2 separate regions of the Homo sapiens genome follow, and region 1 is linked to region 2. The links are chromatin contacts, found by Hi-C or POLR2A ChIA-PET in ENCODE. All regions are on one chromosome and are shown on one strand. The core of a region is the stretch at or near the end of the contact, and the rest is flanking DNA. Distances in the headings are between cores, read along the strand shown.

Region 1 (4,397 bases), core at 155-2,654, 45 kb before region 2:
TCTCTCTCTCCCCGAACAGCACGGGCCACACATCAGGGCCCCACACTGATGCTCTGCCCCTCATCCCTTCCCTTCAGCTCCCATCCAACTCTCCACACCTCATCCATGTTGGAGAGTCTATGCTGATGCACTCTGGGAGGTTAAGGTCCTCACTGGTAACCTGGACTACAGCAGTAGGAGGTGTTCATTCAAACTGAAAGGATGGGACAGGGAAAATGCAGGAAAGCAAGGGCCTGGGAAAGAAGTCTTAGGAGGTGAGGGCCCACCTCCACCACTCACTGTTTCCCTCTCCAGCCCCCATGTCTCCTCTGCGCTCCAGCTGGCTGGACTGGAGCAGCACCCACGAGTCCATATCCCCTTCGAGGGTCTGCTAGCCCACTCCTGCCCCTCCAGAGGTTGACATCTAGGGAAGCATGTCTCATATGAGAAGCCCCTGAACTCATTCCAGCTGATCTGATCACAGGGCAGCAGATCTACAGCCGGGTTGATCAGGTATGAGAAGAAGAGCTGGGCCAAGCAGATTTCCTTTGGGAATAAACCAAGAAGTGAGTGGCCAGTTGGCAATGGAGGTAATGCAAGAGGAAGTCATTAGGGTGGATTGAGGTCCACCAAAGATGAAAGGAACTCTGAGAGACCAGAAAAAGCAGATGGGCTATGTGGAGACTGGGCAGCAGGGAGCAAATACAGCTAAGCATAGAGCAGGCAGAGACCTGGCCAGGAGCTGACCAGAGCCCTGTCACCTCCTGGTTCTGGGCTATGTACATCTTTAAGATAAAGTTCATTTTATTGAGAAGACTACCCCAATCTAACTAAAGTACTTTTTGACAAAGTCCCAAAGAGCAGAGGAGAGAGAACATATGCCCTCCAGGGTGTAGGGGTTAAAGCTTGAAGTTGCCCAAGGCAAGGGAAGATAAAATTGCTTTGAAATTGCGTGTTTTATCTTGAAAAGTAACTTGACTTTTCCATGCTATTTCATAATATCAGTGTTTGCTTTAATATAAAAATAGCATCTCTCTCCTCAAAGCTTCATGTAAAACTGACATTCCAGGAAGATGTGCCCTTCCTAGGCTGTGGTTTCATATATTCCACCCTGGCAAATGAATAGGCAACCCTGGGGGCACAGAGACCCCGGGGTGGGACTTGCTGAGCTAGAACATCTCTCAGGGCCCTCCCAGCTCTCACTAGCACACCATAAGCCAGAGGCTTGGCAGTGAATAAACACCCTGTCCTTCGGTGCAGCAGAGGCAAGAGGTCCCATCTCTGACCCATCTTCTGTGTGGCAATCAGGCAGCTGCTGCCCTAAGGCCTTTCAGAAGGCTTTCACTCATGCCTATTCCTACCAACCTAAGTCACATGGCAGGATGCCAGAAGCAACTGGAAGGGGTGGGGGATGGGGTCAGCAAATACAGCAAAGGAACAAGTTTGGGGCCAGCAGGAGTCACACCCTCCTGCAACCAGCTCTGTTTCCATGCCTAAAAATAACTACAAAGGGACAAATACAAAATCTAGCAATTTCTAGGAAAACACTTGCTCTCCAAATAATGGGTGTTTGGCTCTGTTGCTCAAGACAGAGGGCCTTTCATGGGAACTTGAACACAAATTTCTACTGGCCCAAATGACATTTCCACCCAAGTATCTTGTGAACTCAACTTTAATGTGTGCAGAGGGCTATCATTTCCTCTCTCCAGTCCTCCCTCTTTTCTCCTGCTGCAAATAGCCCAGAATGATGGACACAGACGCTGCTGCTGATGAAATGCAGCCAGCCGGTAATGGTCATTCCTATCTGTCACCCCAGCACCCAGCCCCTCATGAAGCTCTTCCTTCTAAATAGCTCTCAGAGGAATCCTTTCCTTCCGCTAACTCACTGTGCCCTCCGGCAAGTCACCTCACCATTCCGGGTTCTAGCAAAATGAGGCAATTAGATCACATTGATTTGAAGGTTCCTTCCAGCTTGAAGAATCTACGATTTTAGCTATGCAACCATTAACAAGAATGAGAAAGGTTTATATATACAACAGAGAAAGAACTGCAAGATATCTTATTAAGGTGAAAAAAGCAAGCTGCAGAACAATATCGTGTGATTCCATTTGGGTAAAGTATATGCTTGAATATGCATTACAAATTTCTGAAAGGATAAGTAAGAAAGTGTTAATAGTGGCTACTCTCTGGTGAGTGGGATAAGGGGTTGGCAGAAAAGAGGTGTTCAATTTTGCATTGACTTAAATGTTTTACCATGTGCATATGTGGCTCTTTAAATTACATGAAGTGGTAAATGGAAAGCACCTTTTGTTGCACATGTCTTTGCAGTGCCTCCAGATCTCTCCTGCTGTCGCACATGCTGGAAGGACAACTGCAGTGCTGCTCCTGCTGCAGCTGTATGGCCCAGTCTGTGATCCCTCCAGACCTCCTTTATGTGCCCAACACCACCCCTTCACCAGCCTCCTGCTCCGTCTGCTGGGTGCTCACACTCAGTCTGCCTCCCACCGTGATGGGTGTGTGCTCACACTGGCTGGATGGCCTGTTGGGTGTCCTGGGCGGTGCTGAGGGTTGAGCACACACAGAGGAAGAAATGGGCCCTGCCCCTGAGAAGCAACTAGTCTGGAACAGAACTCCTCTCCCCTACCTCTTCCTGTCTTCCAAATGCTGCTCCCATCCATCCTGTTCCTTGCACAATAGCATCCTGCATTCCCTGCCCCTTTCTCCCTATGTTTAATGTCTGTCCTTTGTCTTGGAAAGGCCTGAGTTCTTCATGAGCCTCAAGTGGCCCCAAAGAACAGAGAAGCTGCTTCACAAAAAAGACCATGGACTTCATTTCCACAGACCCTTGTGGGCCCTCAGGAGAACCGTGGGCTCCTGGCTAACATAGAGGAAGGACCAGCCCCCAAGGGGCAGCACGTCACTTCTTTGAGCCTTCACTGCGCAGTGCCAGGTTGTGTCTAAGAAAAACACATGGCCTCAAGCAAGGGTGGGGACATTGGGTGTGCCATGGGGCATCTCAGGAGAAGTGTTTGAGGTGTTACCATGATGCAGCTGCCTCCCAGCTGAAGGAAGGACAATCACAAAGGTGAGGAAAACACAAAAACCTAACTAGGTAACAGCCAAGTGCAGCTTCCTAACTGGCTCTTCTGGGTAGAGCCCTGGAGGTGTGTTTGCAGCCCTCTCAGCAGCACAGCTCCCGCCAAGGGCAGGGCCATCTCAAAGCTCAGCTGCCTCCTCCTCTGCCAATCACCATCCCTTCTGGAGTTAGGGGCACCAGGACATCTAATGCACATCCCCCAGGAGCTGGCTGCTTCTCCCACAGCTTTCAGGCACCTGTTTTTGAGTGGTCTCTCTTCCAGGCCTAGGAGCTGGCCTACACAGGACACCCAGGATAGTCAATGCATCTGCACTCTGCTGAAGGGGTCTGGCCCAATCAAGCCATGTTTTAACTATCTCCCCTTAGCGGGGGTTCAGTGTTTCTCCCCAGGTAGAGCCCTGCTGGCTCTGGGGGTTCCTTTCATAGGCAAATTTCCCTATGGACTCAACCCCTGAATCTGGAGCCCTGCTATCATTGCATTGATGTCATTTTATCTTTTGTAATAAAGGACTAGGACTCTTCGGATTAATGGCTTTTATCGCAACTCCTGAGCAAGAAATGGAAACTATTAGGCATGCTCAATGTCTGTCTTGACCTCATTCAAGGAGGCCAGAGCACCGGTGGCAAGGCCGCCAATTCCCACAGGGCTAGACAAGGTAGAGAAAACGAATGAGTCACTCAGGGCTATGAGACACCTCAATGACAGAGTGGAGAGAAAAAACCTCCTATCCTCAGGAATCCAAATAATTATTTACTGTTCTATTCAAAGCCTAGAGATCACTCAATTAAAAATAAATCAGCTGGCTGGGCGCTGTGGCTCATGCCTGTAATCCCAGCACTTTGGGAGGCCAGCCGAGACAGCAGATCACTTGAGGCCAGGAGTTCGAGACCAGCTTGGCAAAACCCCATCTCTACTAAAAATACAAAATTAGCTGTGCATAATGGCGGGTCCCTGTAATCCCAGCTACTTGGGAGGCTGAGGCAGGAGAATCACTTGAACCCAGGTGGTGGACGTTGCAGTGAGCCAAGATTGCGCCACTGCACTCCAGCCTGGGAGACAGAGCAAGACTCGGTCTCAAAAACAAAACAAAACAAAACAAAACAAAACAACAACAACAACAAAAAAAGAAAAACAAAAACAAAAAAACAGCTGAAGAGACTTTCAGGAAATAAGAACTATTTGAGAAAAGCAAATCACGCCCAGTCAGCACCACTTTCACCTGAGACAGACACAATGGCAGGCAGAAGTGCTGGGCAAGGCATGGGTGCGCTGTGTTACAGCGGAGGAGCTGCGTTTGCTTTTAGGCCTCAAATCTAAGAG
Region 2 (4,216 bases), core at 81-2,580:
ATGCTCTGAGCTGGAAGGAGCAGGGATCCATGCCTGCAGGAAGACACGCACAGAGTCAGCTGGAGAGGCGCTGCTTCCTCACCCGCCTGATGGGGATGGTTGAGTCCCTGTTGGAGCACAGGGCCAAGGGCCCTCCCTCCAGATCCAGTTAGGCTGAGGGCTCAGCTCACCAGGGCAAGCAACCTGAGGCTGGCAGATGTCAGGTTGAACCCAGCCCACCCTTAATTAGCTAGGCGACCTTGAACAAGTTCCTGACCTCCAGCTTCCTCAGGCATGATGTGTAAAGCTGGAAGGGATGCATAGCTGTACAGAAGGTTAAAGGAAACCCCAACAGAAGTGGGCAAGGTCTCAATAGACCTCCATAAAGGGTCACCAGCACACGGCAAGGCAGGGATGTAAGTCCCGTCACTGGGATACTCATGTCCCCAGAGTCTCCAGGGGCTTCCCAGGCCTAGGCCCCAGGGCCCGCCTCTACCCTCCATGGGTCAAATGTGGAACAACTCCACACTAAGGGTCAGGATGGAGACAGTCACAGGGGCCTGGGAGCTCAGGACTGCCTTTTGTGACTGTATGGAGGAATAACACCAACTGCTTGTTGTCTGTCCCTATGCTAGGGCTGTGTGCGCTCAGGTATTCCGCTAAGCTCCTGATGACACTGAATCCTCACTACCCACAAGAGCACAAGCTAGCCAGCGGTAGACTGTGAACCTAAGTTCATATGACTTCCAAGTCCTGAGCTTTTTCCTTTTAAGCCACTCTATGGTATCAGCACATGGGTTTGAATCACTCAAAAACATGGGGTAAGACATGAACCCAAGTTTTTGAAAGCCCATCTCCCTGGCAATGCTACTCCTACTGACAGGGAACCTTGCAGAACCACCAGCAGGTTGGTCTGTAATAAGAGCTGACCACTCACTAGTGCCCCTGAGTGCAGAGCACCAGGAGAAAGACTCAGCTGAAAGGGCCACACCAGGCCAGTGGGCTTGGGTGGCTGGCTGAACCCCTGAGAGTTAAGTTCTAACATCGGCTCTATCACTGAGTGGCCTCTAGGAAGCCTGAGCAAGATGCTGTCTTGTCTGTTTTCCCCTTACCTGTATAAGGGAGAAGAAGTAGTAACCTGGATCCCCAGGCAGCTGCAGGGGATCTAAAAATGCCAGGAAGGCTTCTGGAATGCCTCTGGAATGCCAACACTTCAGAAAAGCTAAATACAAACAGTGGGACTAAATGCCAGGAATTTCTCACAGGGCTTTTCAAAGTGTGCTGCTGAAGCTGTGTCCCAGGAATGCAAGCACGGCTAATCTGCGCTGGGCCTCTCAGCGGTCCAGCACTTAACTGTTACCAATCCCTGGTGCAGTGAGAGGAGAAGCTCGTCTGATGCAATTAAACAGCCAGTAAAAGAAAGTCTCTGAGGGCTCTGGACCTGTCATTTTTTGACCAGCAGTCCCAGCCAAGCAGGAAGATGACATCTGAAGGCAAAACCATCATAAGGCTCTTCAGCTGCCATTCTCTACAGTTAAGTGAAGCAGCAGAGACAAGGAGGTGCGTTCACACATCCACCACCATCCCACTGACACACTGCGATGCCTCCTCTGGGCCGTGGCTACCAGGATGCTCATCCTGAAGCTTTCAGGGCCTGTGCCAGCAGGACGTCTATGTGATGAATGGGACGCAGGACTAAAGTGTTGGGTGAAGATGCCTAGCCATCAGCACCTCCTTAGGCTAGAGACTGTTCACACAAACAGGAAGAAACGTTGAGGACATCAAGGCCTACTTTTCTATTCATGTCCAATGCAACACAATTGAGCAGTTAAGAATGAAATGAACTGTGTGGAGAGGGATGAGGCTGTGCCTCCCACTTGAATGAAAACTCCGTGATGTGCACCATATCCCCAACACCTTGGCTTCGTCACAAGTGAGCCACCAGGGTGGTGAGCTCACCGTCTCTAATTCATCTGCTACAAAGCCCTGCCCACTGGCTCTGCTCATCTGAGATTTAGAATGCAATCCCAATGACTGACAATGGACAGGAGGTGACACGAAAAATGGCTGTAGAAACTGAGTATGACACAAATGCCTGTGTGTCAGTGCCTGGCCCAGAGCAGACACTCACTGATCTGGCTGTGAAGTATGGAAGAGCACACTGGGCAGCACCCGCCACTCCACACAGTTGCCCCGCAGTCTCAAATTGGCTTCCTAGCACTCATGAGAGGCCACGCAGCACGCAGCACAACTGTGGTTTCAGTGCCTGAGTGCGTCACTTACCAGAACACCATGAAGGACACCTCTATGTGACAGACAGAATTGTAAAAGGGCTGAGGGCACAACAGGGAAGCCAGAGAGAGAATTTCTGCTATCATGAAGCTTAGATCCCAGTGGGAGACACAAATGTGTGTGCAGATAAATAATTACAGAGAGATGTGCTGGGAAGACCATAAGACAGACTCACTTGTAGGGTTAGCGGGTTGCTATTTTCCCTAAGGAGATTTCTAAGAAAGTCTTCAGGGAAAAATTTTGAAATTAAGAATGTTGACTCTAATATAAAGGTAAAATGTCATCATTATGAACATGTACTTAGCAGATGACAGTCTTTGAATAGAGAATTGAGGGAATCTGCATGATTTGGTCAAGGACCTCCTCCAGTCAACACAACACAGTGAGTTCACACTTTGATGCCTCTACCCTACTCCAAACACATAGCACTGGCAGATAAAATATAGAACAGATGACAAAAAGACACGGACAAGTTCAAAAACAAGATTAAAGTGTCCAATACCAAACAGAAATGCAAAGCAGTGGGTGAGGCTGAAGCCACAGGCCTGCTGGCTCCAAGTCTGGAGCAGGCAGAGGCAGTCAGGAACCCTCTTTATCGTGCAGGGTCAGAATAAACCACATTCCGCACAAGCGGGGGCCTGAAGCCAGGCTGGCGACCTGCAGCCTAGGGATCTCCCTAAAATAAGAAGCTGATATAAAAAACTTCTGAAGACCTCCACTGAGGGCCAGGGTTTTCAGTTTACTTAAACCTAGAAAGCCTGGAAGCTACAGATCCCGCCCCTGGACCACAAATGAACCTAGTCACTCAGTTCCTGGCTCTGCAATATCACCAGGACCACTGTGGAGACAGGCCTCAGAAGGCCAAAATCAGACCTCGTCCTGCACTGAGGTGCAGGTGTAGGTGACAATAGAAATAGTGAACTTTCCACTCCAAATGAACCTATAAACTGAATCTCAAATATGGGAAGAAATAGAATTTCTAAAAAGGCTACCAATAAAAGCAGTAACTGAAATATGAATTCACTCCAGATGACATTAATTTTATAGGACAATATGACAAAGGATTTCAAAAAACTTTTTATTATGCAAAAATTTAAACACAAGAAAGAATACAATAAAACCCCAGATAGCCATCAGCAAGCTTCAACAATTAGAAACTAAAGAGATCTTCTTTCATCTCTACCCTCTACCTTCTCCACCCCCAGGTTTCTTACAGATCTCTTCATCTACATAGCTTCAATATGTTGCTCTAAAAAATAAGGACTTTTAATTTCTAAAACACAACCATAGTACTATTGCATACCAAAAATAATTTAACATGAATTCTTTAACATCATCAGATATCCAGCTAGCATTACAATCTCCAATTGATGAATAATTTTAAATATGCATGTTTAAGTTGCTCAGAAAGGTAAAACGAAGTAACTTCTGATTTACAAAAAAGAAATTATGAACCTGAAACAGGCTAACCACCAAATAGGTAAAGATTATACATTTAAAATCTACAAAATAAAAAATGAAATGGATAAGACAAACTCTAAGCTGAGAACAACAAGGGAAAAATTATCAAACTGAAATGAAGTACAGAGATTTGAGCAAGAATGTAGTAATAGAAGACAAAGATAAAAAGTCGGGAGGATTGCTTGAGTCCAGGAGCTGGAGACCAGACTGGGCAACAAAGCAAGACTCCATCTTCACAAAAAATAAAAATAAAAAGTTAGTTGGCTATGGTGGCACATGCCCGCTACTTGAGAGGCTGAGGCAGGAGGATTTTTTGGTCCCTGGAGTTTGAGGCTGCGGTGAGTTATGATCGCATCACTGCACTCCAGCCTGGAGAAGAGAGTAAGACTCTGTCTCAAAAATAACAAACCCAAAGATAAAAAGTCTGATAAAAGCTAAGAACTGTGGAAGACAGACTGATGGTCCAGAATGTGTCTAACAGCTG

What was found. A loop is a pair of places that touch in the nucleus more often than their neighbours do. ChIA-PET counts read pairs that join two places held with the same protein, here RNA polymerase II (POLR2A).
Region 1: a map of DLD1 shows a loop between it and region 2 (4-fold over the local background). The contact joins two enhancer-like sites. A Hi-C loop is called at or near these places in 4 of 168 maps with a recorded cell type or tissue (Caco-2, DLD1, astrocyte of the cerebellum and 1 more). POLR2A ChIA-PET finds 5 or more read pairs at or near these places in 5 of 52 experiments (HEK293, K562, OCI-LY7 and 2 more).

Annotation. Positions count from the first base shown.
Region 1 is chr3:126,892,743-126,897,139 of GRCh38, reverse strand. All of the region lies in intron 5 of CHCHD6 (coiled-coil-helix-coiled-coil-helix domain containing 6), which reads right to left. Among named protein-coding and RNA genes, the nearest start is that of PLXNA1, 88 kb to the left of the region's middle. Within about 2 kb of position 1,404, at least 6 of the 41 ENCODE cell types and tissues checked have a DNase peak (open chromatin) inside an H3K27ac peak, as active enhancers do.
Region 2 is chr3:126,847,910-126,852,125 of GRCh38, reverse strand. The region is part of intron 4 of CHCHD6 (coiled-coil-helix-coiled-coil-helix domain containing 6); the gene reads right to left. Among named protein-coding and RNA genes, the nearest start is that of PLXNA1, 130 kb to the left of the region's middle. RefSeq lists enhancers at 1-44, 45-606. Within about 2 kb of position 1,330, at least 2 of the 41 ENCODE cell types and tissues checked have a DNase peak (open chromatin) inside an H3K27ac peak, as active enhancers do.